Linked DNA regions of Mus musculus: regions 1, 2 and 4 are each linked to region 3. The links are chromatin loops, found by intact Hi-C in ENCODE. Cell type or tissue: left cerebral cortex. All regions are shown on one strand. Region 1 holds the start of Ercc4 (excision repair cross-complementing rodent repair deficiency, complementation group 4). Region 2 has its middle 97 kb from the start of Ercc4. Region 3 holds the start of Shisa9 (shisa family member 9). Region 4 overlaps Shisa9 (shisa family member 9).

Region 1 (8,000 bases), 1.1 Mb before region 3:
CCCTCCCACCTGGGGTCAAGGCTAGGCCAAGTTCCATTCTCCACCTACAGGAACATTCTTGAGTAAAAAAAAAAAAAAAAAATCTCCGAATGTATTGGAAAATCCCAAGTAGAGTTGAAATTCGTGTCATGCTTGCTAGCCAATAGTTTTAAAGATCAATATGCTTAGCCAATAAGTTTGAACTGTAACCTTGTGGATGTAACCTGTACCCCTAGAAAGTATAAAAACTGCTTGTAATAGCCATTGGGGTCATCTTCTCATCACTCCCCTCAAAGTTGAGGGTTGATCCCGATGCGCCAGAAAATAAACCTCTTGCTTTTGCATCGATCTTGGTGTCTCATTCTGGGACATCTCGAACTAAGTACCACTGACCAAGCGTGGTGTCTTACACCTGATTTTTCTGAAGAAGAAACAGAGAGGGAGTGGATCTGGGGATCCACTAGGAGGAGTGGAAGGAGGAGAAACTGCAGTTGGGATGTATTATATGAGAGAAGGATCTATTTTCAATATAGAAATTGGAAAACTGAGAAAGATGAAGTTCAGGAAAATTAAGGATCTTGTATGAGTGGGTGTTAGCCCCCAAAGTCAGGTCAACTGTCTGTGATGCTCAAGACGCTATCTAAGGCAATGAAAAATGCTAGACAAGACTGAGCAAACCTGATTCAGCCAATCAGGTACATGGAATGGGAAGTGTGTGAATATGTTTCCTTCCATGAGAACACTCACCACTGAGCACTGTACATGCAGCTCACCAGCAGCCATCAAGCAAGCGTTACCGACACATACTGACTATTCATCCTGAGGTGAACAAGTGCTGCTGGTACACAGCTTACGGGTGAGCCAGATGGAAGCAGGCAAGTGTAATGAAGTGTTTTGAGTGTTCTGGGCAGAGAGGCACAGGGGAGTTTAATGGCAGACTGGCAGGGCTCTTATATTAGCTACAGGGCAATCAGAGATTTCTGAAGAGACAAATGATATGAAAATCAATTGCTTCTACACTACTCCTAGCTGAAATTATCTCTCACCTTTCCCCTCTGAAGTATTAAGTAACTATTTAGTTTAATTTAAATGATGGGAAAAGGAAGGAAAGCAAATTTACTTAGAGATTTATGAAGAGTTTGATAAGCACATCAAGTCTGGCTATATCCAAAGGGCAAATGCCTGTCAACTACAATATTCCTGAAAGTCAGACTGGGAAACAAGGAGCCACATCTTATATATAAACACACACTGCATAATGGTGCTTCAACCTGTAAGGTTAAAATACCCATAATACAGTGGGTAGACCTCTGTAAGAGCACGGCCCTTTCTGGGTTTGTACGCCAATACTAATATTGTGGCTAGAGAGAGGGCTCCATGGTTAAAATTATGTATTCTTTCAGAGGACCAAGGCTTGATTCCCAGTACCTACATGGTAGCTTACAACCATCTATAACTCTAGTTCCAGAATCTAACCTCTTTTAACTTCTGCAGGTACCAGACATGTGTGGTGCATAGACATAAACACAGGCAAAAGGTTCCTGAACATAAAAAACAAAAATTAAAAATATCTAGCACAAATATACCACTAGTTATTCAGCATACAACATGCACAATTATGTGCAATGTACATAATACTCAGTAACGTGTTAAATGGCTATATAGTTAATTTACTATACTGTACTTTCCTTCCTTATTTTGGAAGTCTCCCTTCTACTTATAAAAACAAACCAATTGTAAAACAGTACGCCGTGTTAATGGCGACATCAGGCCCAAACAGCTCTGTTTACTATGTTTCTTGGTTATATCAAGAGGTCAATGTCTAATTGAGCTGTAACATTTAGGATTTTTTACATTTATTTTTACCTTAAAAATTATGCATATATGTTTGTGCATGTGTGATGGGGTGGGGGGTGTTGTGCAGGTGGAGTCCAGTGCTCTCAGAGGGCCAAAGAGGGAATCGGATGCCCTGGAGTTGGAATTATGGGCAGTTGTGAGCTACCTTACATGGGTGCTGGGAACTAAGCTTTAGAATTCTGCAAGAGCAGTGCACCTTCTTAATCTCCGATCCACCTCTCCAGGCCACCCATGCGGGATTTTGTCGGTAAGCGCTAAGGCCTTCATACAATAGCTAAATCATAGATTCTCAGTGTTAAGTGACATGTAGCCATACTTATTCATGTCATCAACATTTGCTGAACCTCTCGACTTGTCAGGTAGTGTGTCAACAGCTTAGCTACAATACTGAGTAACAAAAGCAGAACGTTTAGCAGAGGAGACAGACAAAAATAAAAATGTTCACATTGTAGATAAGAAAGATTTCAAATTCTTACCAGTTATTAAATCTGAAGGTATTCTACCTGTCAAGAAATCAACCACGAGTATTCGGCTTGTTGCAAATATAATACCACCCTGCGTGTAGACTTCATAGCGACTGTTACTTGCGATTTCATTTGTCACTCGTCGAGGGAGATGTTCAACTCCTTCTATCTTCAACTGATTGATAAAATATTCCTAAATCAAATTAAACTCATTAGTAAGCTGCTTAGTACAGGGCAGGGAAGTTTTAAAATAGGCTATAGGGATTTAAAATGATGTCTCCATTCTCAGAGCTTATGAACATCACAGCAAACATGCAAACTAAGTTATTCTTTTATACCCATCAGTCAATCAGGTCACTTTAATTAAGGTTTTGTTTTGTAAGGTTAAGTTGTGCTTTGGAGTTTATATTAAGAAATAATTGTGCTCCAGTCATTATTTCCATTTCAACACCAAGCCACAGAACCTTTTAAAACTTTGGGTTAAAAGTTTTCTACTCTTCCGAAGATCCTGAGTTCAAATCCCAGCAACCACATGGTGGCTCACAACCATCCATAATGAGATCTGACTCCCTCTTCTGGAATGTCTGAAGACAGCTACAATGTACTTACATATAATAAATAAATAAATTATTAAAAAAAATCTTTAAAAAAAGTTTTCTACTACCTAGAAACTACTTCCAGCCAAAGTCGGGTTTTGAGACAAGGGATTCCTCTCTGCAGACAACACTTTAGACTGTTAGATCAGTATTGATACTTCCTAGAGAGATGCCAGAATGTCCATAGGTCCAATGGCCCATTAGTCTCTCAGTCTAATGCCACTTTTCTGGGCATCTTACATTGCACAAAGTACCATGCCAAGCACTGTAGATTCCTGGGGAATCCAACAGGGCCTCAGCCTTTAAAGGAGTTGTTAGTGACTCTTCTCAGCTGACATTTTCTTCCTGGCCACTACACCTAGGGGATCATCAGATTCATCATGCTAGGCTATGTCCACATCTCTCAACATCCGCAGCAAGGCATGTCTCATTCCACTGTCCTCAGGATCACCTGTTCTCTGTAACCCAGATTGATCGCTCCCTTAGCTTTAACTTCTGCACCCCCACCCCCATTTCCCTAATCCCTCTTCTTTTGTTAAGTCTCAAGGTCTCCTTTTCTACTAGAAAGTAATAACTCTCAGAGACCCTATCATCCTCGTCATTGTCCTTTTAGGGACCACACTCTGTCCTCCAAACACCCTTATATCCAACTTCAAACTCAAACACTATTCCTACCCAGATTCTGATACCGTCTCTCCTTTGCAGTGCAATTCAATCCACTACTCTACCTCAATGTGTAGCCTACTCGCCCCTCTCCTTTTCAGTGTTAAGGAGTGTGTGGGACCCGTATTCTCAGTGTCCTCAAACTGTGTCTGGGCCCTGTATTCAATGCTCTCCCATGTCAATAGAGGAACCCAAGACTTTCTTGGGATGCATTCTATACTTGGCAGTCATCCCGCAGTGTCAGAGTCCAGGATCTCCTTCCAGGACCCTCACTCAATGCCCTCCCTTGTCGTGGCAGCCACTTCAATTTCCCTGGGGTTCCCTTCCCTCCTTCGCAGCGACTTGGAACTGTGTAGGTGCCCCGCATCTCCCCCCTGGGATCTTAATTCATTCCCTTTCGTGCCCTGTTTAAGATCTGCATGGGCTCGGAGTCCCTGCAACCGTACAGCTCCGCGTTCCTACCGCGCCGATCTCGCATCGGATGTCCCCCAAACCCTTGGGTCTACCCATCCCGCAGTCGCACCTCCTCGGCCGGCTGCGTGTTGAGCACCAGCACCAGGCAGGCCGGGTGGCAGTGAAGCCGCAGGAAATGGTAGAGGAGCCGGTCGGTGCCGAGTCCGCGGGCACACACCACCAGCCCGTCGCTGTCGAGCAGTTCCAGCACCTGCTGCCTCTCGTACTCCAACAGCGGCGCCATACTCCGCCGTTCGCCCGACAGGCCTGGCTCCATGGGCGCCCTTCCGGGACCGCGGCCGCACGCTGACGGAAAGAGCCGAGTCCAGCCGAACGCTGGCCGAACGCAGGGAGAGACGCCAGGGCCGAAGGAGCGCAGAACAGATGTAACTGCAATGGCCGACTGAGAGAGGCCGGATGTAGCCGAAGGGAGCCGAGTTCAAGAGAGCCAACCGATTGTAGCCGAAAAGGAATCGAGGCGGGGACAAGTGTGGCCGGAATGTGCCCGAGCCCAGGGCAGGTCTACCCGAACTCAGCCGAGAGGCGCAGAAAGCGTTAGCGCGCGTGCGCGCGCGTGTGTTTAGGTTCCCCATCCTTTGGCTCTCTAGACCTAGGCATAAACTAACAAAATGCAAACAGAGAAGTCTAATCCGCGTAATCCTCCAATACCGACAGTTCAGAATGTTGCTGTCAGTATTCCAAGTGCATCCAGAATCGACATCGTTTTCCTAGTGTGAGGGTTTTGTCTCTACTTTTGCAAGTATTCCTCCCCCTCCCCGCCTTGAAAATTTTTAATAAGCACAATACCTTATGAGTTTCAGTCTCTTGTTTGCAAAGGTCTTGAACTCAGTAAGTTATTTTACAAAGCCTCCATCAGGTGCCAGTTGCAGCCGCGTTCCTTCCACTAGAGGGACATCTTGGGTCGTGTTTGTAACTACCTAAAAAAACCTCCAGGTAAGCAATCTAGGAGGCATTCTCTCTCAGAATTCTCCATTCCCCTTTATTTTCAGCCCATACGAAATACAAATGAAGGCAAAATAGGATTGTTCCATTACTCAGGAATAACCATGGTTAACAACATACTTTTGCGTGCCCCCTACCCTCTGCCGCTGCTCAGTTTGTGCGGCTGCTTGCCTGCTTAATTATATGAAATAATAAACAACCAAGATTCGAAACCAGATTTTTGGTTTCTCCAGGTGGGACAGGCTATCTCACTTGTTGAAGTAAATTCAAGGCCAGCCTGAGCTAGAGATGGAGACCTCCAGCACAAATATAAAGGGTGTTAGGATGTAACTTAGTGGTAGATCCTGAGTTCCGTCACAAATTTTCCCTAAATCTCTGTCCTTTATGTGGCTGGGTTTTCTGTAATGTGGAGGCATATACTTGTCTAGTTACTGGAGAACGTTTAGTTGGCTCCCACTCCTCCCACCAGCACGCAACATAGCATTTCACTAGCTTAGTTCATACAGAAGTTCACTCAAACCCTCAAGGTACGTTTCTCGAATGGACGATTAGTGGGAGAAAAAGGACACATTTATTTGAGTTTGCTCGACCTTCATTACATTGCCTTCCCGTTTACCAATCTCCCTTCACATCAGCCGCTGCAAGTGGATTTGTTTTCTCTCTCTCCTCTGCTTCTTCCAGCGTTTTCCTTCTGTCTAGTCACAGTTAAAAGAGCATCTAATAATTTCTGCATCTTCCTGAAGTGGACAGAGATGCCTGCAGACGCTTTCCGCGCAGCATGTCTGGGAGCCAGGAGATAATGCCTGCAGTTCAACAAGCCGGTTATATAATCAGGCAAGGCCACAGAGCTGGATGGTATGTTTCTTAGCGTTGGTTCAGGGTACAGTAAGTAGTTACTCAGCACACATTCAGAGGTGGGTGTGTGGGTGTGTGGGTGATTCCTCCCAGGTTGTGGCAGGCAGAATAATGCAACCCAAAGATTGAATTCCCAGAACCTATTATTTTTCATGGCAAAGGAGACTTCACAGATGTCATTGAGCTAAACTCTTGAGATGGAGAAATGATATTGACTTATCCAGGTATGCCCAATATAATCATAAAGATGTGCTTAGGGGCAAAGGAGAGGCAGGGGACTTAGCTTCAAAGGGGACTGTGAAGGAGAAACTAAGGTCAGAATGAGGTAGAAAGTGCCAGGAACAGAGCGTTGAGGAGCTGAGGAACTCCTGCGTTCTCCCTTGGGAAGCCAAGACGTATCCCAGCCACCCCCAACAACCCACTGTTGGGGGACGTTGCATTTTTGTTATTTTAAACCTCTGTGTTTATGGTGCTTTGTTGCAGCAATAATGGGAAAGGGATGTACACGCTTTTCTTATTTTGACCACACTGAACTTTGAAGATGAAGTTCTCCGCTTATCCAAACAAACAAACAAGCAAGCAAATGAATAAAACTGCAGATAGGACCGTTCGAGGGAGAGGTTATTTTAGAAGGTCAAGGTTTATTGAAAATTCAGGCGTATACAGAGTGACAGGGGTGTAGCTCAGCGGAGGAAGCGCTTACTGTGAAAGCCTGGGTACCTGTGTGTGGTCCCTAGAATCCAGGCGAGAGATTGCACTGGAGACTGCAGCTTTGTTCCTGGGAGACAGTGACACTCCCTGGGGCTTGCTGACCGGGCCAGTGAGAGAGCATATCTCGAACACAAGGTAGCTGTCATGATGGCTTAGCTGGTAGAGATGTTTGGCATCTAAGCCTGCTGACCTGAGTTTGATCTCAGGAATTAACATGCTGGAAGGAGAGAATCAACTCCCGAAAGCTGTTCTCTGACTTCCACAGTGTGCTATGGCTCACACCTTTTGTAAATAAATGCATGTAATTGGAAAAAAACAACCAATGTGGACAGTGCCTGAGAACTGACACTCAAAGTGGACCTCTGGTCTCCACATGTATGGGTACACAGTACATATACATGAACATATGGGTAAATGCACGCATGTGCACACAGTAGCCATAGAGACGTGTAAATTCACATGGAGTATTCCCTCTTCCAATGAATGTTAATTGAGCATACAATGTGTCAGGTTCTGTAGTAGTGCTAGGTCTTATCAGGGAGCAAAGCAGGCAAATCCTTGCCCTGTGTTCTTCTAAAGAGCTAGTGTATGAAGAAGTCTGTTGATCCTCTAATTATGTGAACTCTGGTTATTTCTTGAACATTCCTAATTGTCCAATCACGAGAGTACTTGAAAAATTTTCATGCACCCCTAGTAAGCAGACTATCAGAGAGCTATTAAAGTCTGAATATGAATGTGGAAAGGGACCGATATCTAATATATACTGAAGAAAGTGTGGGAAGCCGCCCCCACATTCGCCGTCACAAGATGGCGCTGACATCCTGTGTTCTAAGTTGGTAAACAAATAATCTGCGCATGAGCCAAGGGTATTTACGACTACTTGTACTCTGTTTTTCCCGTGAACGTCAGCTCGGCCATGGGCTGCAGCCAATCAGGGAGTGATGCGTCCGAGGCAATTGTTGTTCTCTTTAAAGAGGAAAGGGGTTTCGTTTTCTCTCTCTCTTGCTTCTTACACTCTGGCCCCATAAGATGTAAGCAATAAAGCTTTGCCGTAGAAGATTCTGGGTGTTGTGTTCTTCCTGGCCGGTCGTGAGAACGCGTCGAATAACAATTGGTGCCGAAAACCCGAGACGAGAAAAAACTCCGGACTGGCGCAGGGAAGATCCCTCATTCCGGAACCAGAACTGCGGATCACGTTTATAAAGGTTCCCGTAACACAGACTGTTGAGAAGGATTCAACTGCCGAATTCAGAACTCATCAGCTGGGGAACGACGGTGATAAAGGTTCCCGTAAAGCAGACTGTTAAGAAGGATTCAACTGTATGAATTCAGAACTTTTCAGCTGGGGAACGAGAGTACCAGTGAGTATGTTTGGCCTTGAATTTTTTCTGGTGTTAGGAGCCCTTTTGTTCTTTTTCACATGTTATCAAGTGATTAAGATAGGGCTGAAAATTCTAGA
Region 2 (8,000 bases), 1.0 Mb before region 3:
AAAACAAAACTCTCTACCCATTAAGCAGTGCTGTAAGTTGGATCTGGAGTGTTCCCAGATACCTGTGTTGGAAGGTTTGGTTGTCAGTATGTGGTGCTGTTTGGAGGTTCTACACTAGAGATTCTTAATCTTCCAGACGCTGTTACTCTTTAATACAGTTCTTCCTGTTGGGTGACCCCCAAACACAAAGTTATTATGTTGCTACTTCATAACTGTAATTTTGCTACTATTAAGAATTGTAAAGCAAATATCTGGTATGCAGCATGTCTGATATGCAATCCCTGTGAGAGGGTCAATCAACCCTCAAGGGGGTAGTGAGCCCACAGAGAACCACCTGAGAACTGCTGTTGTAGAGACTTTATGGAGTGGAGCTGACTTAGAATCCGGGCTGCTGGGAGGGTGGGAAGGAATGTTGGAGCCCAATCTCATCTACCCCCTCTCTCTTTGCTGCCTAGCCTACATGTGGTGAACAGACCTTGTGTGCCATACACTCCTGCCAGAACAATATGACCAGGAAGCTTTAAAACTGTGAGTCTAGAACCTTTCCTCCTTATAAGATGTTCATTTCAAAGATTTTTGTTATAGTAATTATAGGTTATTGATCAATAAACACAATTTCTGAACATTAGTCCTGACTGTCAGCCCTAGTCACCCACCATTCACTTCTTTCATTATGATATATTTCATATAATAAAATTGTATTATAAGTGACCTTTTGTGTCTGAACTCTTTCAAAGGATGTTCACACTGAAGCCTGTATCAATGTTCCTGCCACCTCTTACTTTTCCTCCTCTCTGTCCTCTTCCTCTTCTTCCCTCTCCACCTCCTTTCTGTCTTCCTCCTCCTCCCTGTTTTCCCCCTTCTTACCCTCTTCCTCCCTGTCTTCCTCCTTCCTGTCTTCTTCCTCCCTGTCTTCCTCCTCCCTGTCCTCTTCCTCCTCCTCCTTGTCTTCCTCCTTCCTGTTCTCTTCCTCCTCCTCTCTGGCCTCCTCCTCCTCCTTTATGACTGAAAAGTAATCTCACTAACGGACAGATCACATTTTGCTTATCTATTCACCTTTTAATGTTTCTTGAGGGACAGGGGAAATAGTGAAGATGCTAGTCTGTGTTTTCCCAGAAGTAGAACACAGGATGGATTTGAGCTTGATGCTTGAAACACCTTGGAGAACAAAAGGAAAGGAAGGGAAGCAGAGAAGACAGAACTGTGCTCAAAAGCAGCATCAACATCCCGCACAGGTTATCTCTAAGTCCTTCCCATTATGCGGAGGGAATGATGTTACTCATTTCACAGAAGAGGAAACTGAGGTAAGAAACAGATCTGGGATTGGAGCTCAGATCCAGCTCACGCCCGCACACTCTTCATGATCTCAGTGTGAATTCAATTGTCCCCAGACTCAGCTTCATTCAGACCTTCTGAGTGTTTTTCCGAGTGTCTCAGCCCTTTTTCTACAAGAGCCTCTGCTCCCCTTTCACTGCTGTGGTAGATGATGCAAAGGGCTGCCTTGCTCTGTGATTGAGGTTGAAAGCATTTTTTTTTAGGTCCTGGGTGGGGACTTGACTCCCTACCCATGTGCTCGCTCCTCTCTTTGATCCCACCGATCACTTCTGGAACTGTTACGAAAAAAGACACTGAGCACCAAACCAGCATCAGCCCCTCAAGGACAAGCACGAAGGGTTTGAAATGTAAACCTAATTAAATTTTATTAAACCTGAAATTAATTAGCCCTGTCTCTGGGTTAAAGCTCCCACAGAGGCCGCTTAAGCTGGCTGTTTGCGGATGAGGATGAATGGACTTTGGGTGCAGGCTGCTAGGGATCTCTAACGCCTTACTTGAAGCGCGGTCTGGGCATTGGAGGGGATAGGTTGAATCAGCCCTTCTCACCAAGCAGTTCCAAGTAGCCCGGTTCTCAGCACAGTTGAGAGCAAAGGGAAAGCCTCAGTTGCAGCAGTGGGAGGCCACCGATCAGCAAGGCAAGCTCAGGAACTGCATCCTTCCTGAAGCAGGGGCTTTTTCAGCATTTCAGAAAGTGTTGTGTAAACCAAAGTTAGGCTGGGCCCTTGTGGATTTGTTTACTGGTCATTAGCTGCTCCAAGGAGGAGACAGGGAACAATAAGCTGAGGAGTTTCAATTAAAAGTTAGGAATCCCAGCCATTGAATATGAAGAAATAGACAGCAGCAAATATGCTAAGTCTCCAAGGTACACAAAGCAAAGCAAAACAAAAGAAACCTTTAACCCAAATTCTATCTGCATAGCCGGGTCACTTCCTCTGCCTGGTGTTTGTGCAGGTGCACTCCTGCTGCTGAGTCACTCGATTGCGCCCCCTCCCCAAGGAAATCCCCACTTATTTCCCAAATGTCATGCAGATTGAGCCACCTGCTCTGTGTCACTGGTGAAATTTGAGGCCATTGAGCTGCCTGAACCTATTAAGAAGAGTATAAAGAAGGACAAGGACGTGTAATAACTCCACAAGCCCCACAAGTGGACACTCAGAGTCTATTGGCTGGCAATAGCCACATGGCCCACTGCAGAGGAAGCTGGGAAGTATCCAAGAGAATATGGAATCATTGGTGTCGGGAAAGAATATTCTTAGTGTCACACAAAGAAGCACACTAGCAAAGTGAAATTAATCTAGCAAGGCAATTACTTTTTATAGAAGGGTGAGTCATGACCCAAACCAAACCATGAAGCACACATGGTTGTGTATTGCCCAAGCTTTTGTTCCACCGGCAAGAACACGCTCAGGACAACCGGAATCTTCTGCGGCAAAAGCTTTATTGCTTACTTCTTCAGGAGCAAGAGCGAGAATGGCAAAACCCCGTCCCTTCTAAGGAGAATTATCCTCCGCCTAGGACGTGTCGCTCCCTGATTGGCTGCAGCCCATCGGCCGAGTTGTCGTCATGGGGAAGGCAGAGCACATGGAGTGGAGAACTACCCCGGCACATGCGCAGATTATTTGTTTACTACTTAGAACACAGGATGTCAGCGCCATCTTGTAGTGGCGAATGTGAGGGCGGCTCCCCACAGTTGTGTGTTTGAGAAGTTCATATTTTAATGCAAGTGATGACTGTGTCTTGCTCTATTGGTGGGAGCTTGACTCCACTTGCTATCCTCCTTATGGTTCCTGTTCTACTGAGGTATGAGGTAGTAAGATGGGTCACCTTGTGATGTTTTGAATAGGAACATAGGAACATAGGAACGGCTCCCATAGACTCAAGTGTTTGCTTGGTTCATAGAGAATGGCACTATTAGGAGATGTGGCCTTGTTGGAGTAGGCGGGGTTTTATTAAAGGGGGTGGGTTTTGAGGTCTCAGAAGCTCAAACCAGTTCACTTCCTGTTGCCTTTAGGTCAAGACGTAGAGCTCTTAGCCCCTTTCTGCAGCATCATGTCTGCTGGCATACTGCCATGCTTTTCATCATGATGATAAAGTACGAAACCTATGAACTGTAGCATAGCCACAATTGAATGCTTTCCTTTATAAGAATTGCTGAGTTCTGGTGGGCGATTCATGGGTCAAATGATCAACTGACCACAGATCCTTCTAGAAATCTCCAAATACTTTTCAAAATTTTTTACTCTGTACAGGCAAAGAGGCATCTAGGGAGTGGGAAATGCCCCAGCTGGGGTGGCATGGGGTAGGGTAGCTGTCCAGTTGGGGACCAGGACAGGGTCTGTCCAACTGGGGACCAGAAAGAGGGCTCTGTTGAGCTGAGGACTTGGTGAGCGGTATGCTGATGGAGATTCTTTTAAGCCTAAGGACTGACTGACTGTTGGCTGCAGGCAAAAAAATATGTACAAAAAGCAGCTGTGCTAGCCAGCTCCTGACCCTTTTTTCTTTCCCAACACTAAGGTGAGAGGGTGAAGTTTTCCTGTGGCTGTTTCAGACTTCCCTTGAAAGTTTCAAAACTGAGAAAGAGCACCCTACCTCCCGTGTAGAATTATGTGTGCACATTATAAAGCCACAGCTCACAGCCTGTATATACACGAAAAGACTTTGAAACTCCCACTACGCAGAACCAATAATGTCATTGCAACATTCTGATATCCTCAGTATTTCTAAGTACACCTGCATATTTTCCCCCATCTCTCTCCCTTTCTTCCCCCGTCCCCCCCTCTCTCATACACACCCCCGCCCCTTACATGCACTCCTATGGGCCCACACTTAACAGGGTTCTCACATCTGCACACACTCTCACGTGCATACTCACACCCACACACTCAGTACCCACACATGCTGTTATGTAAATGAGATCATATTCTGACTGCTGGCTAACCTGCTTTTTCACTCAACATTCTGCCATGGTCTTCTTTCTGGGTCAACAAATTTAGAAATATCTCATCAATTTTAATGGCTGCTTAAAATTCCACTGTGTGGTTAAAATGTATACTGTTCGAGCAGGCCACTCTTGGTGGACATTTAGGTTGATTCTGATGTTGAGTGTTTCAGTGAAAACCCTGTGCTTACAGTCAGACCCACATGTATAATTTACTGTTCATTTAAGCACACCCTTAAAATACACATATATTGTTTTAAAAGTATTAAACATACTGGTCTTACTTGGAGGTGCGTGTGTGGAATTGAGATGAGAAAACCACTGTGGCAGCTCCTGAGATCCTGAGTGTCCCAGAGACTTCTCAGTATGGAAATGGAACTGGAAAACAGGGTGAAGTCAGGGTTCCCAGGATTTCTGAGGATAAAGATTATGCTAGAAGTTCTGCTATGACCTATTGCACAAGGGTCCTCAAGGGTGGAGTACAGGTACCGGGCAAAAATGAGGACACACAGGCAGCGAAACAAGCAAAACACAAGGCAGAATCAAGCGAAGGCTATGGCCACTCACTGCAATGTTGGCGCACTGGCATAACTCAGTTTAAGCTGAATTCCAGCGTCTCAGGAGCACAGAGGTCTAAAAATTATACTCTTGCAAGGTGCATTGGAGGCACTAAACAAGCATATTTGGTCTGAGGAGTTTGGGAAGAATTCAGGAGGAAGTCAGCTCAGGCAAGCGCTATAGAGCTTTCTGAAGTGGCCTGGCACTGGAATGAGCTGGATAGAGGAGACCATCCCGGGCTGAGAGAACTGGTCTGATGGCCAGGGCAGGGGGCAGGGGATGGTATGAGTCTCACCTCCACAAAGCCTCACATGTAGACAAAAAACAGGCAACTTTAAAATACTGTGCTAAATGTTATGATCATGGGGACCGTTCCCAGCCTGGAGAAGAGCTTGAGGTTGGAGAAAACTTAACAAAGATCTAAGTTTTCCTGAAGAGTTTTTCTAGAGTCTTATCTTAGAGACCAAAAAGATATTTTCCTGTAAGTCAGAGGCAATAGATGGGCATTTGCCTCAGGGTCCAACATCCCTGTCCTGTTATAAAATTAAAGAATCGACAAACACAAACTATAAATAAGTTATAATTATTATGGTTGTCATTCAAGTCAACTTGCCACAAATTAGAATCATGTGAGTAGGGAGCCTGCCCAAACAGGAAGCCTGATTACCTTCATTGTCACGGGGAGAAGCACCCTGAGAGTGGACAGCTTATTCCAGAGTGGCCGTGATAAGGAGAGCTGTTAGAGATCAGGTCCCTAGGCTTTTCCTAACTTGGCCTTTCCCCTGTTGCTGGTGGAACTAATCTCATAATCTTTTCGTTTTTATTTGATCCTCTGAGACTTTTCTGAAGGCATAAATATTATCTCGAAGTGTATCAGATTATTATGTATGTATGTAAACTTTCTTTCATGATACTAGTAGTAACACAGACTATTAAATAATTCTAAAAATAAGCCTCATCTACCTTCCTGAATGTGTTTTCAGGTTATTGTGCTCCTCAAATATTTCTGAGGTATACTGAAAATGGCATTTAAAATATTTAGGCTCTCTACCATTCCTAAAAGTAACCTTTTAAGTTTCCAAGAAGACGATGGGGCCCTGCAATGACGAATCCACCTGAACTGAGGTAACGCCATCCCTGAACAAAACTGCACCATACCTCTTCTGCTGCTATGTTCTGTGCAAACACGGGACACCTTTGGGTTGGCTGCTGTGTTCTACCTGACCAGGATTGCTGTCAAGCTGAAAAATGGCACCCAAAGATCAACTTTGGAATACAAACTGCTCAGGACATTAAAATTTCTGAGCTCATATGAGAATGACTTAATCTTAAGAGTGCCAAATACAACCAAGTGGGACATTGTAGAAAGCTTGGTAGAAATAGCTCCATTATTGTAAATAGTTTTACTGTGTTAGAGTTAAAATCTTTCCTTTTTTTATTTAGACAAAAAAGGGAATATAGGAATAATAGGAAGAAAGGGTAGATTACTGAGTCAACTCTTAAACTATAGAGCTACTACTAGCCAAAAATCTTACATTGGTATAGATCTTTGTATAATGATACAGAATTGGTGTCATGTTTGGTTACATTGATATAGATTTTTTTTTGTATATTGGTAAAAAATTAAGGATATATATATATATATATATATATATATATATATATATATAACCACTGCCCAGCAAGGTTATATTTTGTTATAATATATTGTATATATGTTTCAAATCCTTGTGAGGGATTTTAGCATGTAATTTAAAAAATTCAATGTTAGCCGGGTGTGGTGGCGCACACCTTTAATCCCAGCACTCGGGAGGCAGAGGCAGGCAGATTTCTGAGTTTGAGGCCAACCTGGTCTACAGAGTGAGTTCCAGGACAGCCAGGGCTATACAGAGAAACCTTGCCTTGAAAAACAAAAACAGTAACAACAACAACAAAAATTCAATGTTAAGTTTTAGTCTTTTTGAAAGCTATTATGAACTGCTTAGGGTAGTTAAGAAATGCCGGTTAATAGTTAGATAATCAAACTCAAGGTTTAGATACTAGTCTAGTTTATTACAGAAATATGTTTCCAAAGTTGAACAGATAGTAAATATCTCAAAACAAGCAACATTCACCTATTCAGATATGTGATAGATAGATAGTCTTCAAAACCTCAGAGATCTACAGAATATGCTCTCTGAAGATGTTTTAATAGTAAAAGACTTTTGACAGTGAGACATGTCTGCTCCTGCAGCACCTTCATACTACTTTAAGGAAGATGATGGACACTGAACAACCTCCATTTGGAGGTTTTTTTCAAATTGGCAATGGTAGCCACAGGCCAAAACAAACAAACAAACAAACAAACAAACACCCCTGCCTTCCCTCAACTGCTGACAGTATGTGTCCAAGCAGGACACAAAGAAAGTCAACTGCTAGGAAAAGATAGTCAAGCCCTTCATAGTTCCTGCTACACAGAAAAGTCAGTCAGATATTCTGGGCCACTTGGCTGAGGAGATGGCTCCTCCAGCTTTGCAGACTTGCAACCTTGGGTGACTGAGCAGGCAGCCAGCAGTCTCTGTCATGTCTATAGTTTTAGAAACTGGTTACTCTGCACTTCCTGCTTACTCAGAGAATCTTTATCCTTCTCAGGTCTCTGATGGGGTTGAAGGGTGGATAGTTATAGTCTCATAGTTAAGGTTAAGTTATTTAGAATTTAATAAAATGTTTTAAGGTCTAAGAAGATATTTTTAGGTTGATAAATGCAAGTTTCGATAGAAAGTGATTTAGGTACAGAAATTTGGACTCGCCAAGATAGGATAGACAGTAGTGTGCTTTCTGGAAGGTTGCCAAATACAAAAGAACTGGATATTGTGAATGTAATTTTTACCAGAGAGTATATAATTTATTGATTTTGAGAAAAAATCTTTTATTTACATCAAAAGGAAGAAATGTTACAGGATATTTGATCACACTGTGAACTCCAAGATTATATACTGGAAAAGCTTGTCTCTAGTTGTGGTGGGGCTCAGCTCTAGCACACACCTTTAATCCAAGAGTGTTGCAGGGTATTTAATCACACTGTGAGATTGTGTACTGGAAAAAACTGTTTCTAGTTGTGGTGTGGCTGGCTCAATCCTGGCACCCATCATTAATCCATAGCTTTCTGTTTGTTGTAAACAAGATTGAA
Region 3 (8,000 bases):
CCAGTTGCGCTAGCTGCCCGTGCCCAGATCGCTCCTGCGCCCGGCACATGCGGGCACACAGCTCGGTGAGGAAGCAGCCGAGAAGCAGCCGAAGGACTCGGCGCATCGTGTCTCCCAACCCGGGCTGGAGCGCTCGGCCGCCGCTGGAGCCGCTACCGCCGCCTCTGGACGCGCGGCCGAAGCTGCCGAGGCTGCTGGCGGGGGCTGCGGGCCGCCGCTGGCCGCACATGCAGGGAGGCGGCGCGGGGCGCTCGGTGGTCGGCGGCCACTGCGCTCGGCTCAGACTGCGTTCGCCTCCAGCGCGACGCGCGCCGAGGAAGGGGGCCGGCCGGGGAGGAGCGCGCCGGGGCCGGGCGGGGACGGAGCAGGAGCGGGGGCCAGCGCGGGGTGCAGGTCCTGCTGGCCACCGGGGGAGGCGGGGGTGGAAAACAGGAGAGAGTCGCTGTGTCCGTAACTCCCTTCCACCCGCCACCCGGGACTCGGCTCCCCACGTCCGCTCGCTCGCAGGATGCTCTTCACCTCTCTAGCACGCCAAGTGCGCTGGAGAGAGAGAGAGAAGCGACACTTGTGGAATGAAGGGAGGGCCAGAGGGAAGGGGGAAGGGGAGGAGGGCGGATAGAGGAGGGGTGGTGGTGAGCGCTAGCTCGAAAGGGGCGGGGGCGCGTAAAGAGGTGACTCGGGCGGGCGGGGGCGAATAGGGGGCGTGCAGAGAGAGCTCGGGCAAAAGCAGCAAGCTCCACCGCTGCCAGGCTCGAAAGAACAGCTCTGATTTCTCGGCAGGTGGAAAGAACCACGGCCGGGACCTCTGGCACCCTCTCGGGGAGAAAGGTGCTCCTCACCCCAAGCAAAGACTCAGAGGTGGTTCCGCCCTCGATTTCCCCCCCTAGGGGTGCGTGCGCAGGAGCTGCGATTGCAATCTGTCGATCAGGGAAGGGGTGACTAGGAGAATCGGGACAGATTAGATGGCTTGCTCACTCCAAGACACACTAGAAGCAGTGTAGACAAGATCTCCCTCCTCCTCCCGGGCGTGCAGGAACTGCCTTGCCCTTTCCGGGGATGCGACCTCATGCCTGGCGCGAGCCTGGGATGGTTCGAGTCCCTGAACAGAGAAGAGGCTGGAACTGGGAAGGTGGGTTAGGTGTCAAACCCCTTGGGCTGTGGTAAGCACCCCAGAACAGGGGCTTGGGAACTCATATTAAAAGCTGGGTGGTCTGGCGAGGCGGTCAGCGGACAAAGCGAAGGCAATGGCTCACCCTGGAAGGGCTCTCCTAAGAACTCCCCTAGCCCTTAGGACCTGCCGCTTTCTGTCCCTCTTCGCCCCCGCAGCGAACGCTGAGCTCCACAGGAGGGCACACAGCGGCGCCGCCTCTGCGCTGGCAGTTTTGGCGCAGCGCAAGGCCTGGGCACTCATCCTCAGCCACTCGTTTCTGCAGCCCGCGCGACAGTCTCCAGAGCAGGCTGTCCCCTGTCCCCACGGAGCCCCCCTTCCCCGACATCCTCACCGAGGTTGTTTCCTTGGCTCCCAGCATCTCTTCTCAACCTTTCCAAATTTGTTCTCTCTTCCTTTCTCCTGACTGATTCCTCCCAGCCCTCCATAAGCCCTCGACCATTTCTCCTATTTCTTCCTGCCCTCTACTTGAATTTGATTTCAATAGCCCCTAAATCAGGATTCACATCAAAGCTGCTAAGCTAAATTTATATCCCCACACGCCCTGGCGTTTTGTTTTTTAATTGTATTAACTGAGTATGCTCTTTGCAGTAGGCTGGGTGAATCACAGAGGAAGCAATGTTTTCTGTTCCCTCTCCTCTTGTTTGGTTTCAGCTGCAGGACTCTTGGGGGAAATTTTCAAAGGACCACGAAGTTGGGCCACATGTAAAATGGTCTGCTGGGATCCTCTTAATTGATAATTTATGAGAGGATTTATTAAGACTGTGTGGCAAGTTTTTTCCAAATCAAAGGGTTTGGCTAAACTCCCCCTCCCTTTGATGAAAGAAGATTTACAAATGCAGCCCAGGGCCACCTTGGTAAACCACACCAGGTCTTAGAGCCAAGACTGACTGCAGTAGAATGTACTCCAACCCATCCCCCACTGTGAAAAGGAAAGAGAACTGCCAACCAGCTTCCTCACCATAGGACCCTGCAAATAGGGTGGGAGGCATATTTGTCATACTGGCAACCCACAACTGCTACCACCTTGTCCATCCCATAAACATTGGTGTGGGAGCTGATGGCAGCTGACATTTCTCTGTGAGTTATAGCACAATCCCTAAGCTTGCTTTTATTAAAAATCAATAACTACTGAGTACCAGACAACCTGGGGTCTTGTAGAGGAATCAGTGAGCTCAGGGGCTCCCTTAATTCTCTGCTTCTTGGTTAATATTATCTTCCCAATAGCAATGAGAGAAACTGAGCCTCAAAGCAATGAGAAAGCTACCCAGGGAGTTTGTGGAGTGAAAGCTATTGACATTTTACCCAGGAACTATGCTTCCAGAGTCTGTGACTGGCCACTTCCTGTCCCTTCCTAACAGACATGCACCCCACCTTTGATTACGTGTTTCTATCTTTAATGTCTCCAAGCACTGCCATGTAAATAACATGACTAAAATGGCCTTGATAATCTGTGTTCCCAGGCACACAGACAAAAACGAATTGTGAAGTATGTTAGCTAGGTGTTTAGTTAATTAAGATTTTTAACAAGTTATGAATCATGAAATTACTTGTCATGAAAGCAAGAGGACCTGAGTTTACCCCCTCAAACCTACATGAGGAAGCAGAGTGTGGTGGCACATACTTAGAATCACATAGCTGGGGGAGAGGACACAGGCAGACCCCTGGGACACTTGGGCCAGCTGTCTTAACCTACTGAGGGGGATCTCCTGACAAAGGGATGGGGTGCTGGAGAGATGGCTGAGCAGTTAGGAGCCCTTACTGTACTTACAGAGGACTCAGCACCCAAATCAGCTGATTTACAGTTTCCTACAGCTCCAGTACTGGTACATGGCACTCTCTGGCCTGCACCGGAACCCACATGCACTTGCTTCACATAAATTCACACAAACACATAAAAAGATAAATCTTTTAAAAATTAAGTTCTTGAGGAATGACACTTGAGGTTGTCATTTGGCCTCAGCACACACAGCTACACATGTGTGTGCACACCTGCACCCATGGGAATATGCCTATCCAGAAAGAGAGAGAGAGAGGGAGAGAGACATGAAGGGGTTAGAAAGAGATCTTTAAGAAATTGTTCGATCTGGGACAAAAAAGAGGAAAGGAATGCCCAGAGCACGCAGGGTGCTTTCTAGCATCCCGTCTTCCCTGAGGTTGGGAGATACTTGGGCTTGTGGGAGGGACCTTCCAGCAGGCTTCCTAGGATCCAAGAAGTTGTGAGCTCTAGCTAGCAAGTGGTAAAGCCAAGGCCAGAATAAGCTTTCCAACTACTAATGTAGTTTTCTGCCATTTCCAACCCTGCTTCAACACCTCCTCGGTGCTCACCAGCCAGAGTCAAGGCATCCTTTACAATGAGCGACCTCATAGAAAAAAAGTAGGTTTTACACATACACACACACACACAATTTCAAGATTTGGGGGGTTTAAGAGACTTTGAAACATGATTTTTTTAAATACCCTTACACAAAAGATGAATAGGAAAGTCCACTTCTGGATCTGCCTTTGGTCTCTGCACAAGGCTCTCCGGCTTTAATTAACAGAGACTGCCCCCTGTTTGCGGGAAGAAAACTGCAGGAGCTTTGCTTCAGAAGGAAGCAGACTGAGATCCACCCTGCCTGCTTTTCCTGGAAGAATCCTAAGCCTCCTCCTGTTCCCCAGGAGCTTTCCCCTGATTCAGTTCCCTTACTATCTGCAGTGGCTCTGCCTGTGCCTGCTAGGATTGCTCCAGCCCATGTGCCAAGCCTTTGAGAAATATTTAGGAAAATCATCTTTGTTCTTTTCACTCTTTGGAGGGATAAAAATGCCCATTTTCATATCAAGTTATTGTATAGCCACTACCCCCTGATAGGTTCAGGACACAGGACCAAAAGTATATTTCTTTTAAGGCTTCTTTCTATGTTGGGGGTAGGGGCAGGTTCTAAAGTTGCTCACTGAAACAGCTGGCAAGTCCATAGACGAGGAAAAATCATATTGGATCTCTTCCCCAAACCCCTACAGAAACAAATTCACTTGAACACACCCAGGGAAAATTGTGGCCCTTTATGAAAGCTTTTTTTTCTGTGAAAGAGATGAGGATGCTATAGAATTACAGCTCAGGCCTTTTTTAATATCTAAAGAAGAACCTCCTTTACTCTGGCCTCAATTTTTCAGGCTGCGGTACCTACCACAACAAGCATGCGATCGTACTAGCTAACAATTAAGGAAGGGTCTGGGCTGCCTGGGACTACCTTGAAACCAGTGTTTATAAGCCATGCAACAAATTAAATTATGGGCACAGTGGCCCTTCCCCGAATGAGTTGTTTGTTCATCTTCTTCATCAGATGGCTTTTAAGGTTTCAAAGAGGTTTCCAAGCAACTGTTAGCCTTGAGGGGGGAAAAGGAAGCGATGACACAGAGGCAAATGGTAGCAAGCCTTGCCTGCTCCAGAAACACATATTTGATGGATTTTGTCCTCTGTGTCTGCAGAGATAAAGAAGCTTCAAAGAGCTGAAGTAGGTCAATAGCATGGCTCCCCGCACTGACGATGGGGCCCCTCCACAGGTATCTCACTTATCAATGGTGTCTTACTTGTTTCCATAAGCATCTTTTTAAAAAGCACATCCTCCAGATGAATCCATAGGTAGAAGTGTTAAAGTGTAGTTGGTTCTTTTAAATTCACTAACGTAAAGTCAATTTAAGGAAAATAAACACAGAGTGGTGTTTACAGCAAGGAAAAGAAAGTGTACTGTCCAGCACCGAGACCTGAAGCTGGAGAAGGGTACCTCTATGCCAGGCTTGTCTACACTTAGTGCCACACCTGTGTCCTGAGGGCGCCCGGGGCACTGTGGAACATTTGGCAGTATATTTTACCCTCACCCACCAGACACCATACCACCATGCCTTCACCTCCTTGTAACAACTAAAATTTTCATGGATATTGCCAAATGTCAACTGGGGGTCAAAATTAAAACCAATTAAATACCATGATTGCGGTGTTAGGCTTATGTTTAAATCCCAGCACTTTCTGGCTGGAAGTCTTTCAAAGTTTGAAGTGATTTGTGTGGGGGCCAGTGAGCAAAGGTTTCAGTGTTAGCTCTGGCTGGCTCTAAGCTCTTGCCTTCAAGTTAAGTTTCTCAACCTTTGGTTTTCTCCCAGACAGATAATGATGCCGCTCTGACCCAGGTGTGGTGGTACGTGACTGCAACCCCCCACTCAGCAGGCTGAAGCAGGATCACGAGTGCAGCCTGAACTGTACAGCAAGACCCTACTTTAAAAAAAGAAAACAAACAAACAAACTGTGATATCTCTCTCCAAGAATGTCCAGATCCTAGATCTACACTTTGTATAGCGCTAGGCACTGTGAGTGGAGACTCTCATGTATTTAAAGAGGGCTCTTTACCATGGAGGAGCTGCAAGATATCTCAGCTACATAGAGCTCAAGGAGGCCTTTCCCCTCCAGCAGCACACAGGCTCTAGAGTGGAGGCATGCAATACAGAGCCAGGGCCAGCTTCCTGAGGTGGACCTCTGTGCTCAAAGGGAGCCCACACTTAGCTTGAGGCCCTGCAGATACCTTCTGAAATTTGAAGAGATGGTGGGGGGAGGCAGGGATTCACTGTGTAGTTCAAGTTGGCTTTGGGCTTATGTTCCTCCTGCCTCAACCTCCCAGGGCAGGGATTGCATAGTGCACGTACACACCCAGCTTCGGAGCAATTCTTTGTCAAAATGCCCAACACTTTGCTTGGGGCACAGTAGCATAGCCGAACCCAGGCAGAAATGAGGGTCAGGCTTATATAGGTCCATAGAAAAACAGTATGTGGGAGAGGATTAGCAAGATCCAGAATCTGAATAAAAAATAGACGTGATGAACCCCATTACTTTTTCTGCTAGTTTTTAGAGACTTTTTTTTTTTTTTTATAAAACGGGTATCCCTGGGCTGGTGACATCGGAGTGGCCATCAGTGACTGCATGACAGCATTCTCAGGGGCACAGCAAGACCAGCTGCAGTTAACACAAGCTCAAAGCACAGTGCTGATGTGTGTGTGTGTGGGGGGGGGGTGTCCATGGCTCCCTTAAAAGACGGAGCTAAGTCTGACAGGATGTGCCAGAGAGTAACTGCTTTGGGTTGCTGTACACTGCACTCATGCTGTGGTTCACTGCCTGTGGAAAGTAGCATAAATTAACAAGTATTGTGTTTAACAGAGTTTATATAAATGTATGGTTGTTTTCTAAGTTCTTTTTAATGTCTTTTTGGGCACATCCATAGGTGGGCAAGTGTGAACAGCCATATATATGAGGAGGCCAGAGGGTATCATCTTCAAGTACTGCTCTCTCTCTCTCTCTCTCTCTCTCTCTCTCTCTCTCTCTCTCTCTCTCTGTGTGTGTGTGTGTGTGTGTGTGTCTGTGTGTGTGTGTGTGTGTGTCTGTGTGTGTGTGTCTGTGTGTGTGTGTCTGTGTGTGTGTCTGTGTGTGTGTGTGTCTGTGTGTGTGTGTGTGTGTGTGTGTGTAGAGGTAGATAAGGGGTCTTGGATGCCACAGTGCTTTAACTTCTCCCAGGCCACCAAATTCATCTAATTCTCTGTAAACATTTATCAAGACTTCAGTTCCACGTACCTCCCCTTTCTTTCAATCCTGCCCTCTCCTATCCACTTCCCTCCCTTGCTCTCCTCTTCTCCATCCTCTACTTTCTCCTCCCCACCCCTTCCCTTCCTTCACGCCTTTGCTGAATGCTTACTTAGCACCCAGAGCTGTGCTAGGGATTGGAGATGAACTCGTGGTAAGATACAGCCATATGTGTTCGTCAACCTAAGTCATGTGTCACAGTAGGCACCTCCAAACTCTCGGTGGCTTAACACAACAAATGGTGACTACACCGTCCTAAAGCCACTTCCAGCTACACAGAAGAAGGCAAGAGCATGAAGAGTCAAGCGAGACACTTTGCTTTCCACTCTGGAAGTGGAAGGCATCCTTCTCATCATATTCCATTATCTAAACTCAGTCACGGGACACAAATCTGAGAACAAAGGAGCCTGGGAAATGTAGTATTCTTGTACACCCTGAGAAAGAAAGAGTGCTGAATATATAGTCAGTCCTGGGCCAGAAGAGACAACTGTGCTATATGAAGCAGATGCTGTATGTTAGCTTTCTCATCAGTGAGAGAAGATGCCTCACATTAACAAATTAAGGGCTGGAAAGATGACTCGGTGAGTAAACCCTGTGAGCTAGAGAATCTGAGTTCAGATTCCCACATAGAAACTGGGCATGAAGATGTGTGCCTGCATTTCCAGTGTTGGACAGACAGAGATGGAAAGACTCCTTGGGCTTGCTGCTCAGTCAGCCTAGCACAGTCAGTGAGCTTCAGGGTCTCCAGAACTAAGATGCGGAGTAATTAAGGAGGACACTTAATGTCAACTCCAAGTGCATGTGTGCACAAACACGAATAAACTCAACGAGAAGAGATTTATTTTGCTCACTATTTCAGAAATGTCATGATTATTTGCTCCAGGCCCTTGAGTAGAGCATCACTGTAGCAGGATCATGTGACAGAAGATCTTTCATGAAGCAGAGGATGAGATGGCAACTTTCAAAGTCCTGCCTCCCAGTGGTCCACTTCCTCCAGCTAAATTTCACTTCCTAGAGTTTCTAGAACCACTCCCAACAGTCCTACCAGTTGTAGACAGAATATTCAACTCATGTGGGAGACTCACCATATTCAACCCATAGCTCTGTGGTAGGAGAAACAGGGTATTCTATTAGAAACATGGCAGGGGTACATTTAGTATGACTGGGATGTGGAAAAGCAGAGTAGTGGTGAATACTAGCTCCCTGATAGACATCCAGGTTCTAATCCCT
Region 4 (8,000 bases), 220 kb before region 3:
GGATATCCTCCCATCTGTTTCTACAAAGAAAAGATCTTTGTGATTCAATTGGCCTATCGTTATAACCCAGGTTAATCTCCTTATTTAAACTGGGTTAGTCTGCAGTCTTCATTTTCTCTGCAACTTTGATTCTTCCTTGCTGTGTAACACAACCTGCTTGTAGTCCCACAGTAATAGTCAGGACAAAGATGACTTTGAGATTACTGTATCTACCAAGACATGCATTCTTTTTTCTCCTGACGAAATCTTAATTAATCCTTCAAACTGGTTTTCCATCCTCCCAAAGACTTCAGAATAAACATAGTGTTCCATGATAGGGCTGAAATTTTTTCTAGGCCTTTGCACTTTTTTGACTGGAGTAACCCAGTAGTTGAAAATGGTTGACGTCCAATATTTTCAGTGACAAGGTACACTGAAAGTACACTTCTAGTTCTAGCATCTGCTGGCCTCCTGAAATCTGGTACTCTAGCATGTCCTGTCACACAGGGACTAGTATAAATCTGACCCTGTATTGGCTCCATTTATCCACAGGTGGACTCTGCCCTTGGTAGTCCATCGGACCTATTAGTCAGACACAACAGTGAATGGAACAAAAAGCAGAGAAAGCCACCAAGATTAGAGATGTACATGTATGGGCAGGCCCTCTCAGCTCACACAGAGGACAGTAGATTTATTGGCAGGGGACAGAAGGTGAGTCTGGAATAAAAAGCTCAGGCAGAATTTGTTTCCAGTGAGTGGGGTATTTCTTCTGGAAAGCTGTGGGTATTTTCAGGCTTCTATTGTTGAAGCTAGCATGATGATATGCATGAAATCATAGTCCTGTTTTGTTTTCTTCCTAATCTTTCTTCTTTTACTGTTTAGTCTAGGGAGTCACACTGATCCAGAAAACAACATCCACAGAACTGATAACTATTTCTGTGCATTTATTCATTCAAAACCCAATTGAACTCTACTATGTTCCAGAAGCCACCAGGAAACAATGATTTTAAAACAGGTCCTATATGTTTATTTGCTAAAGAAGATTGTCATGTGGAGACCTACTAAGTGCCAGCTTAGTCACACCCTTCTCTTGTCATATCGGATGGGCTTCAAGTGGTATGTGCTGGTATGCAGGATCTGTTTTTCTGAATGAGAGAAATGCTTCTGGTGAGTTTATAAGCATCTAAAATGCATTTGGTTCAACTGTTTGTAAAGGTTTAATTATGCAGCCATGTAAATTTGGAGATGTGCTTTATATAAAAACAGTAGCAACAGTTACTAATTGAGGGGATTTGAGGTGATATGTCTGGGTGGGTGAGATATATAAAGATGCCAGCAAAACAAGTAGGCTACAGAGGCAGAAGCTTTATGGTCATGTGACCACAAGAAGCAGGCAAGCTTGCTGTTGTGCCACCAAAGGGAGAGAGGATGAGATTCACTGAAAGGGGAAGGGAGTGCATCCCATTTCAGACTGGCTCTTTTATAGGGCTTCCTCTTCATGTTAACAATAATATAAAAAATAAAATATGCATGCAAGTCAAGTAAGTAATAATCAGAAATAAAGCAACCCAAGTATGCTAGCTCTCCCTTAGGGAAAAATGTGAGTCAGAGTTTGAGAGACTATTTCAGATTGAGGACGTGGTAAAATGAAAAGGGATCATTTGGGGATATAATGAAGGCAGGTTGAGACTAGAGTCCAGTGACAACTTATATTACTTACCTACCTGGGCAGTCTCATCCATGATCATGAGTGCACCTGACTTGTCAGCCTGTCTGTCACTATCAGGGACTGGGAGGAGATCCCAGGACATAGCTCTTCCCAAAATGAATCCTGTCATTATTAAAATTCGTATTCTGGGATTTAGGATTGGGGTAGGATGGAAATATGCATCTCTGACAAGTCTCCACCCATGATGAAGATGGTCCACAGACTGCAGTTGGGTAGCAAAGCTTGGTGTAGCCTGATGTCACCCAGGTTGCTGGGAGTCCTGTTCCTTAGCACTTCCTCCTTTTGGCAGCTTCCAAGGAAACCAAGTTAGCTGAATGTTGGAAGATGGGCTTAGGAGAAGGGGACCACTGTATAAGAGAGAACACTGTGGGGGTGGGGGGCAATACAGAGCATGGTGAGCTAAGACAGCAATAAGAGTATTTGCCTACCATGCATGATCTTTGGTACTGAGACCATATTTTTTTTTAAATGCACCCTAACTCTGGGGTGGAATATCATGAAAGGTGATGCCTGAGCCCAGCATTACAAGGTGAGCAGAAGCTGGTTCAATTGACAAGGGTGAAGACAACAGGAGAGCATAAGGAAAGACATAACACAGACAGATGCAGCTATCTGGGACCTGCTTAAAAGTCAAAAAGACGGGTAAAGAGTAGCACGTGGCCCTCAAACGAAAGCTATGAGAACAGGCTTTCATAGAAGTCAACTGTGGCCAGAGTGGAAGAACTGACATCAACAAACAAGCTTGGCCTCCAAAAGAGAGCAAAGATAATGACTCTCTAGCACTTTCTATGCACTACACTGAGCCCACTCATGGACATCTCTTTAAAACTTTGCAGCAATGCCCACTTTAAAAGAGATAAAGGTTCAGAGAAGTAAAGTCACTCAAGGAGCTAATGGATGAGGGAGCTGTTAAGTAATCTCAGATACACAGACTCCATGAGCTTAAATCAACCCTATAGCACTCCCTACCTGCTAATACAGGAGAACCTCTATCCCTGCTGCTGGGTGGGTTCTGAAATACCAGGAATTCGGTGGCTAACACTGTGGGTCCTGGCGGTTGGGTAGGTGGATGCTGTAGAATGTAGCATTGATGTGTTTGCAGGAGGATGTGAGCTATGGCCACATGAAGCCACTGCATCTGCTCTTACAGCTGCGAGTTTGTAGTAGATGTCAGCAATAAAGCCCCAGCACAGAACTGCATGTAATGATGTAGTATCTCTCATAGTCTCTCTCTCTCTCTCTCTCTCTCTCTCTCTCTCTCTCTCAGACACACACACACACACACACATACTCTCTCTCTCTCTCTCTCTCTCTCTCTCTCTCTCTCTCTCTCTCTCTCTCTCTCTCTCCCTAAGCGCTATCCTCAGCTGCCCTTCAGCCTCAGGCTCAGAACTGTAGCATACACAGAGATGCGAGTTCTCCTTTCCCCCAAACATTTGTCTCCTGTCCAGAAAACATGCAAGCTGGTGGGACACCACAGCTGCAATCTCAGAACTTTGGAGGCTGGGGCAAGGGCGTCATAAGTTCAAGGCCAGCGCGGGCTACATATGGAGATCTTGTCAATAAATAAATAAATAAATAAATAAATAAATAAGGTGTGAAGAGGCAAGGGCCAGGCCTAGATAATTTTTCACATACCAGTCTGCTCTTCAGTATTTACTAAGCAGGGTTCAATGTACAAGGAGCCTCAGAACTCCAGCTAAAAGCACACCTCCCCCATCCCCCACATTCCACCTCTTAAGCACAGCAGTAACTTTCCCTCTCCACCTCTTCTAGGACGCCTGCACCTGCTGCTCTGATGGAAGGGGTGGGGAGAAAAGGGTGTCGCACTTCCATAAGCCAGTCAGTCACCATCACTGGAGTAAGCGGGCACTGACGTCAGGAGTCAGAGCTGCTGGAGTTACATAATGCCAGAAGCTGCTTGAACGGGGACTAAGGACATATTTAAAACCTTGGGGAGCTAAAAATAGGCAAAAAAAATTTGTTTCCTCATAAACTTTTTAAGCTTTAGAATACACACACACACACAATGTGTGTGTGTGTGTGTGTGTGTGTGTGTGTGTGTGTGTGTGTGTGTGTGTGTTTTCCTGGACTTTGATTGTATGTGGCCTCAGGCAAATTTCACTGTTGAATTAGGATCTCAAGAAAATGAATATGATATCTGTGAGGGGCGGGGAGAGGGAATTATGTGTGTGTGAATGAGAATGTGGTGTGTAGGTGGGTGAATGAGGACATGTGCGTGTATAGGGAGTGTGTGTGTAAATATAGATACAGATAACAGACAGACAAAAATATAGAATAAAGGTGATCTGAGGTTTGCTGTAGTGATTTGGTATTGGCATGAGCATGAATTTGACTTTGAAGGATATGTGAATACCAGGTGTATCTATTTTGTGGGTGAGAAAGCTTTGTCACAGGTGTGTTATATATACTTGTGGCTAAAACACATGCGTTTCTTTGTGTTGGGGTAGGGGTAATGCTATGGGGGATGATGATGTAGCATTAAGGTGTTTGTAGGCATGTGCAAAGGCCATGTGAACATAGAGCACATCCTCTTGTAGATGTGAGTGTGAAGTGTATTTTAGTGAGTGTGAAGATTATGTGCTTGAATGGAGCTGAGTATGTGAGTATGTAAGTGTTTGTAATGTGCTACAGTGTGGGCAGAATAGCTAGGAGAGGAAGATGTGCGGTGTAAGTTGGAAGGATTACAAAGATGCGCGTGTGTGCATCACACACACACTCACATACACACAATGTCTGATATCAAGAAAAATGAACAGAGTTGTTAATGTCCTTTCCTGATGCTTAAAACATTCTAGACTGCCAGGTATGGTGGCACACGCCTTTGATCCCAGCACTCGGGAGGCAGAGGCAAGCGGGTTTCTGAGTTCGAGGCCAGCCTGGTCTACAAAGTGAGTTCCAGGACAGCCAGGGCTATACAGAGAAACCCTGTCTCAAAAACCAAAAACCAAAACCAAAACAAAAAAACCAACCAAACAAACAAAAAACACCATTCTAGACCTTCCTTGAAGCCCTCAAGTTATTTATGGAAAAGTATCTGAAGGTATTCAACAGGATATTAAACCATTATTCTCATCTGTTTTCATGGGACCCCAGCTTCTAATTACTCCTTTGGTCAGACACAAAGTACTTAGGTCAAGTAGCATTTCTTGGCACTTATGAGCCTCTCTTGTGTTCTGGTCTAGAGGCAGAATTATCAGAAGTAAAACCAAACCAAAGCAAAGCAGGAACTTACCTCGAGAGGAAATCTTAAAGCTTAAGGCTCAACTTATTCTCTCCCATAATGGTTAATAAAATTCAGGGTGACTCTAGTCAAAGAAGCAGGTAGGCTGATAGGCTGCTCTCTCTCTCTCTCTCTCTCTCTCTCACCATATGTAATGCTCCAGTCTTAAGGACACCCCAGCTCTGTAGAATAGCACCTGCTGCAGCCTCCCCCCACATCAGTCACCTCTATAGTAGATCACATAGATCCAAACTTCCTTCTCCCCAATCATTACTCTATTCCAGCTCCTAACTCCAGCTGGCATGCCCCAGAGACTAGTAGGCCACTCCAGCCAGAGAAGCACTGCAGACCCTCTCCTCTCACTCAGTTCCAATCCCCTGGTCTCACTGTAGAAGACCATCTGCTTCAGCCTCCCCCTGCCCCCACTTGGCTGATTATATACATCTTCCCCTACCTCCCCTCCATTCTGTTATTCTAGGCCCCTCCCCCCGACTCCACCAGGCTTTGTCTGGGAACCCTCAAACAAGCCTAACAAGTAGGCCAGTGAAGCAGATAGGCAAGCCAATGCTCATTCTCCCCCATCTCCTCTGTGTCCAACCCCTACTCCTCCCCAGCTCTGTAACAGACTAGCTGTTGTAGCCTCTCTCCACTCTCTGCTCCCACTCCCAGGGGACTAAGCAAATCCTGTGGGACACACCACTTTCCCCCTCCTATGGACCCCCTCAGCCCTGTCTCCTAGCCAATCTCAATTTCTAAGTGTCAGCTCCCAAAACCTAAGAAGTCATTTTCCTAGAAACTATAGTGTCCACAGTTATCAGGATTCTAGAAAAGTTTCCTACCAGCCAACACACTCTCCTAGGAGGTGGGAGAGCAACAGAAACCAAGGAACAAAACATCTACCCAACAAAGAAAAGATAAGATTTTATCACCTAGAAGTACAATCTTCCCAGACATCAGCATAAAAACACAATGGATGACAAGCAGGACAATATCTTCCCACTAGAGCTCAGCAACTCTACCACAACAGGCCTGGAATACCAAAACATAGCTGAGGCACAAGACAATGACCTTAAAATAGCCTTTATGAGTATAATAGAGGTCCTTAAATAGGAAGTTTATAAGTCCCTTAAAGAAATCTGTGAAAACAAACAATAGAAGGAAATGTCCAAGACCTGAACATTGAAATAGAATCAATAAAGAAAATGCAAACGGAGTGCAATGTGAAAATGAAAACTGTAGGGATGTAAGTAGGAACTTCAGAAGCCTGGCCAACAAAACAAAGGAGGTAAAAGAGAGAACCTAAGGCACTGAAGACACAATAGAGAAACGGAGACCTAGATCAAAAAAAGTTAAATCTAGAAACTCCTGGCATAAAACATCCAGGAAATCTGGGACACTATGAAAAGATAAAAATCAAAGAATAATAGGAATAGAGTGAGAAGAAGAAACAGGTCAAAGGCACAGAATATATTTTCAATAAAACCATAGAAGAAAATTTCCCTAACCTAATGAAGGAGATGACTATAAAGATATAGGAAACACATACATCACCAAATAGACTAGACCAGAAAAAAAAAAAAAGAAATTCCCTTTGCCACATAATAATCTAAACATTAAATGTACAGAACAAAGAACAAATATAAAAGCTGCAAGGCAAAATGACCAAGTAACATATAAAGGCAGGCATTTTAGAATTTCCTTCTCAATGGAAACTCTAAAAGCCAGAAGGGCCTGGACAGATGTGCTGCAGATTCTAAGATATCATAGTTGCCAGCCTAGACTATCATACCCAGCAAAACTTTCAATCACAATAGATGGAAAAAATAAGACATTCCGTGATAAAACCAAATTTAAGCAATATCTATTAATGAATCTATTCTGTAGCAAGAACTAGAAGGAAAGCTCCAATCTAAAAAAGTTAACCATACTCAAGAAAAGACAGGAAATAAACAATCCCAGACAAGCAAGTGAAGACTAAAAACACACACACACACAAACACACACATCATAACCACCACCTCCTCCACTTCCACCTCTACCACCACCACCACCACCACCACCACCACCACCACCACTACCACCACCACCACCACCTCCACCATCACCACCACCACAACAAAATAGCAGGAATCAACAAACACTGCTCATTAATATCTTTCAACATAAATAGTCACAATCCGCAATAAAAGGACACAGACTAAAAGATCAAACGAAGAAACAATCAAAACAAACAAACAAAAACAGGATCCATCTTTCTGCTGGATCCAAGAAGTACATTTTAATATCAAGGATAGACATCACCTCAGGGTAAAAATGTGGAAAAAAAGATATTCCAAGCAAATGAACCTAAGAAGCAAGCTGGTGTAGTCATTCTAGTATCTGACAAAGTAGACTTCAACGCAAAATTGATCAGAAGAGATAGAAAAGGACACTATGTACTCATCAAGGAAAAAAAAATCAACCAAGAGGCCATTTTAATTTTTAACATCTATCTCCCAAACACAAGGGCACCCAAGTTCATAAAAGAAACACTACTATAAGCTTAAATCACATTGACTCTCACATCCTGATAGTGAGAGACTTCAATTCCACACAATTGCCAATAGACATTATCCAGACAAAAACTAAACTGAATCCAGAGAAATGCTGTAGTAACAGATTTTGTAAACCAAATGGACCTAACATAATTACAGAACATTTCACCTCAGCAGAAAAAAATATATATCTTCTTGTAAGCACCTCATGAAACTTTTTCCAAAGATCAAGCCTCAACAGATAAATAAAAAAAAAAAAAATTGAAGTAACACCATGCATCCTATCTAACCACAATGGACTAAAACTGAATATCAACAACAGTAGATACAACAGAAAAGCTTACAAACTCATGGAAACTGAAATCAACAATGTAAAAGTACCACATAAACAAAGTGAAAAACAAAAATACCACATGATCATCTCACTAGAGATGATCAAGAAAAGAAAAGGCCTTTGTCAAAATCCAATACCCCTTCATATTAAAAGTCCAGGAGGGATTAGGGGTACAGGGAA

What was found. A loop is a pair of places that touch in the nucleus more often than their neighbours do. Peaks named below come from ENCODE experiments on the same cell type or tissue, not always from the same donor. Only the 100,000 strongest peaks of a DNase experiment are listed, where the experiment ranks them.
Region 1: it touches region 3 in a loop (6-fold over the local background); 4 of 42 quality-filtered maps call a loop at or near these places.
Region 2: it touches region 3 in a loop (4-fold over the local background); 6 of 42 quality-filtered maps call a loop at or near these places.
Region 4: a loop joins it to region 3, with 4 times the contacts of the local background. A loop is called at or near these places in 15 of 42 quality-filtered maps.

Annotation. Positions count from the first base shown.
Region 1 is chr16:13,106,224-13,114,223 of GRCm38, reverse strand. Ercc4 (excision repair cross-complementing rodent repair deficiency, complementation group 4) reads right to left here and starts at 4,488. Exons shown (of 11, transcript NM_015769.2): 1 at 4,083-4,488; 2 at 2,313-2,493. The coding sequence starts at 4,289. In left cerebral cortex, a CTCF peak has its summit at 4,904; DNase peaks (open chromatin) are centred at 4,382, 4,867, 5,437 and 5,847; H3K4me3 peaks cover 1,866 bases; H3K27ac peaks cover 1,698 bases.
Region 2 is chr16:13,008,409-13,016,408 of GRCm38, reverse strand. No RefSeq gene overlaps it. Among named protein-coding and RNA genes, the nearest start is that of Ercc4, 97 kb to the left of the region's middle. In left cerebral cortex, no CTCF peak of the experiment used is centred here; a DNase peak (open chromatin) is centred at 4,219.
Region 3 is chr16:11,976,687-11,984,686 of GRCm38, reverse strand. It overlaps Shisa9 (shisa family member 9), which reads right to left and starts at 574. Exons shown (of 5, transcript NM_028277.2): 1 at 1-574. The coding sequence starts at 106. Gm32278 (predicted gene, 32278) reads left to right here and starts at 942. Exons shown (of 2, transcript NR_155455.1): 1 at 942-1,129; 2 at 5,306-6,022. In left cerebral cortex, CTCF peaks have their summits at 174, 804, 1,352 (motif pointing right) and 3,731; DNase peaks (open chromatin) are centred at 419, 920, 1,338, 3,732 and 1 more place; H3K4me3 peaks cover 1,746 bases; H3K27ac peaks cover 1,652 bases.
Region 4 is chr16:12,193,357-12,201,356 of GRCm38, reverse strand. The region is part of intron 2 of Shisa9 (shisa family member 9); the gene reads right to left. Among named protein-coding and RNA genes, the nearest start is that of Shisa9, 210 kb to the right of the region's middle. In left cerebral cortex, no CTCF peak of the experiment used is centred here; DNase peaks (open chromatin) are centred at 1,305, 3,553, 3,955 and 4,287; H3K27ac peaks cover 321 bases.